Linked DNA regions of Homo sapiens: all the other regions are linked to region 1. The links are chromatin contacts, found by Hi-C in ENCODE. All regions are on one chromosome and are shown on one strand. Each heading gives the region's core, a stretch centred on a gene start or an enhancer-like site at or near the end of the contact. The rest is flanking DNA. Distances are from core to core; before and after follow the strand shown. Region 1 overlaps CD99 (CD99 molecule (Xg blood group)). Region 2 has its middle 43 kb from the start of ASMT. Region 3 holds the start of PRKX (protein kinase cAMP-dependent X-linked catalytic subunit).

What was found. A loop is a pair of places that touch in the nucleus more often than their neighbours do. Pooled maps may share reads with other maps.
Region 2: a loop to region 1 is called in a pooled map, with 6 times the contacts of the local background. The contact joins two enhancer-like sites. A Hi-C loop is called at or near these places in 5 of 37 single-sample maps with no recorded cell type and 9 of 50 pooled maps.
Region 3: a loop to region 1 is called in a pooled map, with 5 times the contacts of the local background. The contact joins the promoter of PRKX here to the enhancer-like site in region 1. A Hi-C loop is called at or near these places in 3 of 37 single-sample maps with no recorded cell type and 6 of 50 pooled maps.

The regions. Positions count from the first base shown.
Region 1 is chrX:2,709,087-2,712,155 of GRCh38, reverse strand. All of the region lies in intron 1 of CD99 (CD99 molecule (Xg blood group)), which reads right to left. Among named protein-coding and RNA genes, the nearest start is that of CD99, 19 kb to the right of the region's middle. Within about 2 kb of position 1,460, at least 17 of the 41 ENCODE cell types and tissues checked have a DNase peak (open chromatin) inside an H3K27ac peak, as active enhancers do.
Region 2 is chrX:1,656,216-1,659,284 of GRCh38, reverse strand. No RefSeq gene overlaps it. Among named protein-coding and RNA genes, the nearest start is that of ASMT, 43 kb to the right of the region's middle. RefSeq lists enhancers at 986-1,485, 1,486-1,987. Within about 2 kb of position 1,609, at least 9 of the 41 ENCODE cell types and tissues checked have a DNase peak (open chromatin) inside an H3K27ac peak, as active enhancers do.
Region 3 is chrX:3,712,237-3,715,305 of GRCh38, reverse strand. It overlaps PRKX (protein kinase cAMP-dependent X-linked catalytic subunit), which reads left to right and starts at 1,657. Exons shown (of 9, transcript NM_005044.5): 1 at 1,657-2,218. The coding sequence starts at 2,053. RefSeq lists enhancers at 1-392, 2,724-3,033 and silencers at 1,354-2,083, 2,104-2,233, 2,274-2,553.

The sequences.
Region 1 (3,069 bases), core at 211-2,710:
AGCGTGTTTGGGTCAGACGGTATTTGTCTTTCTGTGCTCGGCTTACTGCACTTAACATCATGTCCTCCAGTTCCATCCATGTTGTTGCAAATGGCAGGACTTCCTTCTTTTTTCTTTTTGAGACAGAGTCTCACTCTGTTGCCCAAGCTGGAGTGCGATGATCTTGGCTCACTACAACCTCCGCCTCCTGGGTTCAAGCAATTCTCCTGCCTCAGCCTCCTGAGTAGCTGGGACTATAGGCGCCCGCCCATCATGCCCAGCTAATTTTTTGTATTTTTACTAGAGACGGGGTTTCACCATGTTGGCCAGGCTGGTCTTGAACTCCTGACCTCAGGTGATCCACCTGCCTCAGCCTCCCAAAGTGCTAGGATGACAGGCATGAGCCACCGCACCCAGCCAACCTCCTTCTTTTTTAAAGCTGAATACCATTCCATTGTGAATATACCCTATTTTCTTTGTTCATTTAATAGCTTTATTGAGGCATAGTTTACATAGCATGAAAGGCACTTATTCTCACTGTGCAAATGAATGGCTTTTAGTGAATGTACAGAGTTGATATAGCACATTTTCTTTCTGCATTCATCCCTTGATGGGCTCTTCCATTGACTGCATGTCTTGGCTACTCCGAATGGTGCTGCAATAAACATGGGAGGGGAGTGTCTCTTTGACATACTGATTTCCTTTCCTTATCCCAAATAAACATATATATATATACACACATACACATACTATATATATATATAATACACACACATACTATATATACACATACTATATACATACATACTGTATATACACATACTATGTATACACACACTACATATATACACACCATATACATACATACTATATATACTATATATACATACTATATATACGAATTATATATTTATACAAATATATATATACACATATATATATTATATATATATAGACTTGCCCTGACTTGCTGGGAATACCCTGAAGGTTTAGAAGTCATCTCTGGGGCCGGGTGCGGTGGCTCACACCTGTAATCTCAGCACTTTGGGAGGCCAAGGTGAGAGGATCACGAGGTCAGGAGTTCGAGACCAGCCCAACCAACATGGTGAAACCCCGTCTCTACTATAAATACAAAAAAATTGGCCAGGCGTGGTGATATGCGCATGTAATCCCAGCTACTCAGGAGGCTGAGGCAGGAAAATCGCTTGAATCCGGGAAGTAGAGGTTGCAGTGAGCAGAGATCATGCCACTGCACTCCAGCCTGGGTGACAGAGGGAGACTCCATCTCAAAAAAAAAAAAAAAAAAAAAGTCATCTCTACATATCTTCATATGTAGATACATTAGTAGAGGGACTGCTAGATCAATTCGTAACTGTTTCAATTTCCTCAAAACTCTCTTCCCCGGAAATGACAGTGCTTCCTTGAAGGCTTACCTTTGTTAGTGCCTCAGCGGTAGACGTGACTTCTAAACCCTATGGGCATTCCCAGCAAGTCAGGGCAAGTCCCCACCCCCTCCACCCCAACAAAGAGATTCCAAGAGTCCATAATGTATTCTTTAGCAAGAAAGACATTCTCTTTAGAAAGGTAGGAAGACTTAATAATAAGCAGACAGAACTGTCAGAATGTTAAAGAAAAAAAAGCAGCAGCAATGACAAAAAAAAACCCCACACGTGAAAGTAAAGTACAGATATTATTTTAAGTGTAACCCTTCTTATTTCTGTAATTTCACCCTCATAAACAGAAGATGATCATAGACACCGTCACTAAAGAAACAAAACAAAGCAACATAGGACAATCCCCTTAAAGTGACTCATCCTTCCCAAGCTTCAGGAAATACTCAGAAACGGCAGTCAAGGGCGTACGAGACTCGGAAGGTTTCTAAGACCAGAGTCTTGTCTTCTCCCACTCCTCGCTCACAGCAGAACCCAGGAAACTCCAGTGTCAGGAGGTGGCCTCCATTCCCCAGGACACCCCACGGCCGGAACACAGTGGTAAAACTAGAACTCTCCTCCCAGGTTCCACCCCACACCCTGCACTCCCATGCCCAGCTGCCTGACACAGAACACGCAATCCTAGCATGAGGACTGCTATATATTTCCACAGAAAGGGCATGTCAGCTGCAAAATCGCAGGGCACAGGGAAAACACAGTATGATCTCGATGCTTCCCTCACATGGGAAATGTCACATGTGGTACACATTTTTTTTTTCAAAGACCCTCCTGGCTTGCTGGGTTTTTGCATCTGTCCCTGGGCCTCAGGGGGGCCATTTGCCCACCCAGGTGTCCCCAAGCTTCCCCCAACCACCTTCGGGTTTAGGTCCATGCTTCTTGCTGGGCACCTCTGCATTCAACAGCTCTTCATGTGCTCTTTGCAACCAAGCCACATTTTGGATTTTTTCCAATGCAGGGCCTGGGTATACGTGTGCATGTCTATGTACATGCATGTGCGTGTCTATGTACATGCATGTGTGTGTCTATGTTCATGCATGTGCGCGTGTGGATGTGCTCATGTGTACATGTGTATTTCATATACGCGTGCTCATGCATTCATGTGGTTTCTGTGTGTGCACGTGTGTGCTCCTGCACGTATGTGTGGGTGTATGGTGTGGGCACACATGTGCATGCATATATGTATTGCACTGCATGTGTGTGCACACGTGTTTTCATGTGCATTGTGAGTGTGCTGAATGCACACCTGTTTGCATGTGTATATGTGCACAAGTGCACTGCATGAATATATATGTGCATTTGTTCATGTGTCTGCGTGTTTGCCTGTGTGCTTGTGTGCATATGTGTGAGGGTGCTATCTGAGCACACACCTGTGTGCATGCATATATGGGTGTGCATGTGCACTGCAGGAGTATGTGCATGTGCTTGTGTGTTTTCATGTGTGCTCACGTGCACATGTGACTTGCTGTGTGGGTGCACACGTGTGCATGCATGCATATATGCATGGCATGAGTGTGCATGCATGTATGTGCCTGTGTATGTGTGCATGCACATGTGTGTCTGTCTGGTGTGTGTCCATGGCCTGCCACCTCCCCAGCCTAGCTTGCCCCTCCCATCCTCCTCCATCACCCTCAGAGTCCAC
Region 2 (3,069 bases), core at 360-2,859, 1.1 Mb after region 1:
CAGCCATACATATACAAACACACATCCACAAAGACACACACATATGTACAGACACAAACATAATCACAAGCAAAGATAACACACAAACACATACACAGACACACGCAGAAACACACACGCATACACACATTCCTGAAGCTCTCCACCTCTACCAGCCACACAACCATATGCACACACATACACATTTCTTAGTTAAGAAAAATAGACCGGGCGCGGTGGCTCACGCCTGTTATCCCAGCACTTTGGGAGGCTGAGGTGGGCGGATCACGAGGTCAGGAGTTCGAGACCATCCTGGCTAACACAGTGAAACCCCGTCTCTACTAAAAATACAAAAAATTAGCCAGGCGTGGTGGCTCATGCCTGTAATCCCAGCACTTTGGGAGGCCGAGGCGGGGAGATCGCGAGGTCAGGAGATCGAGACCATCCTGGCTAACACAGTGAAACCCCGTCTCTACTAAAAATACAAAAAATTAGCCGGGCGTGGTGGCGGGCGCCTGTAGTCCCAGCTATTCGGGAGGCTGAGGCAGGAGAATGGCGTGAACCCGGGAGGCGGAGCTTGCAGTGAGCTGAGATCGCCCCACTGCACTCCAGCCTGGGCGACAGAGTGAGATTCTGTCTCAAAAAAAAAAAAAAAAAGAAAGAAAGAAAGAAAAATAGAAAAACACATCTTTAGAAACTATCACCTGCAAACTGCAAAACAAACAAACAAACAAACAAACAAAAAAGTGTGCTGGGGCTTGGATACCACAACTGACAACCTAAATTATTGAGGTAGCAAACTGCCTAGAAGAGGTAGACATTTGCGGCCCTGAAATCAGGACCCGGCGGTGAGAGACACCGCCTGCGTTGTTTTTACAGTTTTATTAGCCACATCCCTCAGGGAATCTCACCGCAGGTCTCAGGAGCTCTCTCTAATCTTGTTAACCTTCTGCGCCTCTCCTCCCGGAGTACAAACTAATCTTTCTTAATGCAAGAGGACAGGGCAGCTTTGGAAAGGCCGTCACCAGACAGCCAGCGTTCCCCATCCTCACAACTGGACCTTGGAGAGCTTTGGTGTATGGAAACCGGCTCCCCTGGAGGGGGGAGGTGAAACGTTGAAACCCTGACAGACGGTGTCACTGAGCTTAGAGCTCATGTTTCTAGAAAAGGCAACAGATGCAGTGTCTGATGACGAAGCTTAATTTGGGATGTGCTGAGCAGGAATTATTTAAACCAATCCGTTGATGAATTTGTCTTTAAGGAATATGTCCTTTCTCTCGTGAGTCACTCAGGCTCCTGGACACCTGCCTGCCAGCCCTCACTGAATCTCCCCAGAGGCTCTTCATGTCTGCTGCCTGACAATTTTCTCCAGAGTGTACAAAAGCAAAGGAGAGAGCTCCCCTCCCAGACTGCTGGAGGGATGTGGGGACTTACCGCATGGCTGATGCTCTCAGGTTCCAGCCAGACTTAATGTCCTAAAATGCACCCAAGACAGGCAGGCCTGGGTCCAGACGGCCAGCGGGGAGGGCTGCCCGGGCTCGTCTGCAGAGCCCGGAAAAGGAGGAGGAGGTGAACAGAGGAAGGAGGAAGGGTGATGGGGCCTGCAGGGTGTGATATGACGTGAGTTATCACCTCCCTTTGTGCTGCTGCTGTTTCTTACTGTGGGAAAATACCCATCACACACAGTTTGCCATTTTAAAAATTGCACAATGAAGAGACGATTTAGTGCACTGAGCATTTTACACAACCACCGGCCCTAGCTAGTTCCAGAACACCTTCGTAACCCAAAAAAAAACACCCCATACCCATTAAACCGTCACTCCCCAGTCTCCCTGCTCTCAGCCTTAAGCAATCACCCATCTGCTCTCTGACTCTGCAAGCAGTCTTATTCTAGACACTTCATGCAAATGATATTGTGCCATTTTGCACTTTTGTGCCTGGGTGTTTTTTGTTGTGGTGGTGGTGGTGGTTGTTTTGTTGTTTTTGTTTTCACTCCGTTACTTCTACACCAAACTAATACATGATGTATTCAGTCAGAGGCTATCAAGGACTCAAAAGAATACAACCTTTTCTCTTTTTTTTGAGATGGAGTCTCACTCTGTCACCCACGCTGGAGTGCAGTGGCGTGATCTCGGCTCACTGCAACCTCCGCCACCCGGGTTCAAGCGATTCTCCTGCCTCAGCCTCCCGAGTAGCTGGGATTACAGGTAACTGCCACCATGCCCGACTAATTTTTTTTGTATTTTTAGTAGAGATGGGGTTTCACCATGTTGGCCAGGCTGGTCTCAAACTCCCGACCTCAGGCGATCCACCCACCTCGGCCTCCCAAAGTGCTGGGATGACAGGCGTGAGCCACCACACCTGGCCCCCATTTTTATGGTTATTTCTTGATGATATGCTAAACTAGGAGTGGATTATTCATATGGACTCTTTTTAGACCATATACATTGTATTAGTCAGGGTTCCTTAGAGGAATAGAACTAATAGAAGATATATACACACACACGCACACACACACACACATATATATGTATTGTGTGTGTATATATATGTGTGTGTGTATATGTGTGTATATATGTGTGTATGTGTGTATATATGCGTATACACACGTGTATATATGCGTGTACACACGTGTATATATGTGTGTACACACGTGTATATATGCGTGTACACACGTATATATGCGTATACACACGTGTATATATGCGTATATGCACATATGTGTACATGCACATATGTGTGTATACACATGTGCATATACACATATATGTGTATACATGTATATATACACATGTGTGTGTATACACGTGTATATATGTGTGTATATATACACGTGTATATATACACACATATACGTACATATATATGTGTGTGTGCGTGTGTGTGTATCTTCTATTTGTTCTATTCCTCTAAGGAACCCTGACTAATACAATCTATATGGTCTAGAAAGAGTCCACATGAATTATATATATATGAAGGGGAGTTTATTAAGGAGAATTAACTCACAGAGTCACAAGGTGAGGTCCCACCATAGGTCATCTACAAGCTGAGGAGGCAGGAAGCCAGTCTGAGTCCCAAGGATTAAGAACT
Region 3 (3,069 bases), core at 408-2,907, 1.0 Mb before region 1:
CAGGCAGGGCTTGGCAGGGCCGTTTCCTGTCCTAACCAGGATCAAGGGATTGCGCGGCTTGCTGGTGAAGCTTGGCAGGGCCGTGACCTGTCCTAACCAGGCTCAGGGGATGGCAGGGGCCTGCTGGTGTCGCATATGTTTTGCATTCCAGCTCAGGATTTTGCAGAGCATAGGGAGCGGGTGTCACCCCCGGGGGGAAATGCCACCCACAAAATGCAGGTGGAGGCTGGGCGAGGCTGGCAGCCAGGGGCCAGAAATCCAAAGCCTGAGCCAGGTTCAGACTTCCTGACTCCCCCTCCCCGTTAGCTGTGGAAGGATGGCTCGGCCTGGTCCCCCTAAAAATGTGTCCGTTCTGACTTAGAGGCCGCTTTGGCTCTCGGAAAGCCCCCCTGACCTGCGGACTGAGGGACTGGAGACCCCCTCCAATCGCAGAATCGCTGAGATCCCTCAAAACAAAGGCGTTTGCAGTTTGACCCCTTGCTGCTCAAACTGTGGTCGGCGAACCGGCAGCCTGGGCCGCCCTGGTCGCGGGTCAGGGGCGCAGCGTCCAGGCCGTGCCAGGCCCGCAAGTTAAGCACTGTCTGCATTTCCCTGGGGAAAGGGGTGACCAAATATCTAGCTATATTTGCATTTCAAATCCACACGGATATGGGTTTTAAATATAAGTATGTCCAACTATTGCCTGAGCCACACTTAAGCCAGGAAAAAAAAATCTTTGGGGTTTCTGAAATTGAAATGCCTCTGCACAATTCTTTATAGGGTTGTCGCCGGGGTGTTTGAAACAGTGACCAATCAAGTTTCACGCACTACATTTGGTCGGGCGATCTCTCAAATCTGTCTTTCCCTAGTTTTTTAAAGGAATGTTTATTTGTAAAGAATTCTAGATCCACAGGAAGCTGCAAAGAAACGCACAGGGTCGAGCCCGCCCTTCCCCGCCCCTTCCAAGTAGAAATCTAGAATCACCAGAGTCCTACAGCAAAACCAGGACGCTGAACTCATCCCGAAGACCCGGCAGCCCCTCTTGGGGATCCGCCCTCATTCCAAATTCTCTCAGGTCCCAAACAAGCACCCGCAGGAGTACTGAACTTTTTGGGGGGAGGGCAGAGGGGATCTGTATGCAGATTGCCAGCTGAGCAATCCTATTTTCTATGACTTAAAGCCAATCAGAGGCTGGGCGTGGTGGCTTATACCTGTAGTCCCAGCACTTTGGGAGAACGAGGCAGGCGGTTCACTTGTGCTCAGGAGTTCCAGACCAGCCTGGCCAACATGGTGAAACCCTGTCTCTACTGAGAAAATACAAAAATTAGCCGGGCTAATCCGAGCCCCTCTCTTCACCAAACGCCAGTTTCACTTTTTAGTTTTGAACTTCACTTCTGCTGAGCTACGCCCTCCCTGTCCCCGGGCCCCCTCGCCTCCCCATCTTCCGGGCTTGGGTGCAGCGACGCGGGTGGCCCGCCAGTGCGTCCCCGAGGAGAAGTCAGCCTGGGTCCCACCCCAGGGGTGCCCCGGGCGCGGAGGGGGCGTGGGCACCTCCCCAGCGCCGCACGCCCGGGTCTCCGGCTCCTGGGCTGGGTCGGGGCGGGGGCGGAGCGCGCGCGAAGGCGACGCCCCCAGCCCCGCGGCCGGGTTAGGGCGGGGAGAGGCGCGGTCACGCCCAGGCGGCTTCCGCCCGCCCCAACAGCGCGCACGCGGCTACCGAGCTGGAGGAGGCGGCGGGCGCGAGACCCGGAATGCGCAGGGCCCCCGCCTCGCCCCCCCCAGCCCGGGCCGCGGCCCCCGCCTTCCCCGCAGTCGTCCCGCACTCGGTGCCCGCCCCCCGAGGCCGGCGGCTGCTCCCACTCGGGGCCGTTGCTGCTTGTGCCGTGAGCGCCGCCCAGCCATTGTCCCCGTCGCTCCGTCAGCCGCGCCGGACCGCGCACCAGGAGGCGAGAGCGCGCATGGGGAGCCTCTGTTGATGCCGCCGCCGCGCCGCCCTCCGAGGCTGCGTCCCGGGAAGCCCGGCTCCCCGAGCGCTCCGGCCTGGCCCGGTGCCCCGGACCTGAGTGCGTCCCCATGGAGGCGCCCGGGCTGGCCCAGGCGGCCGCGGCGGAGAGCGACTCCCGCAAGGTGGCGGAGGAGACCCCCGACGGGGCGCCCGCGCTCTGCCCCAGCCCTGAGGCGCTGTCGCCGGAGCCGCCTGTGTACAGCCTGCAGGACTTTGACACGCTGGCCACCGTGGGTGAGTGAGTGCGGGCGGGGACTCGGCCCACAGGGGCGCGCGGCGTGGCCGGGACGTTGTAGTAGGACAAAGGGCCCTGGGTGCCGACCTCCTGGGGAGGGCCCTGACCCGCTACTTCGGCTCGGAGTCCCCGTGCGGGGCTGCACCTGCGCCCCGGGTCTTCCCGGGTGGAGCGCACTCCCCAGCCCCCCAGCCCAGGCAAGTACCCCCGACCGGCCGGGTGCCTAACCTGAAATGCCGACGGCTCCTCTCGGAGACCACCCTCCACCCCCAGCACACACAGCACTCTGGGGCCTGGGCCGTCCGACGTCACAAAACCTCCTGCGGGTCACCTCGCCTGGGGGACCTCGTGCTCCCTCCCTGGCAGCGGCCCCAGGGACACTGGCGCGGGGTGCGAAGACCCCTGCAGGCCTCCCCTAGGCCAGCCTCCCTGTGTGCCCAGAGGCAGGGAATGTACAGATTTCTCCAGGGGCTGCAGGAGCAGCTGGGCTGTGGGGGACAGGTGTCCCGGGGCGCTGTGGGGACGAGGACGGCAGCGCTGGGGACGGATCCTAACATGTCCTGACACCGCCTGTGCTCTTCGTCTTGTGCCTCTGAAATGGGTAATTCTTGTATCGGACGCTTTATCCGTTTCCTTTGTCCTCTGTCTTTGAACTTAACCCCGAATGGGCAGCTTGACAGAGAGGTTTCGAGTTCTCGGTGCTCTTGCATCCGGACACGCGCTGCTTTATGGAGCAGCCCTGAGTGGGTCAGAATATCCCAACTGAACGTGGGCGCTGGATTTAAACAGTTGTCATCGGCCCGCCTGTGCCACTTAGGGACTCCGTATGGCTAAGTGGGGTGTTGGCTGT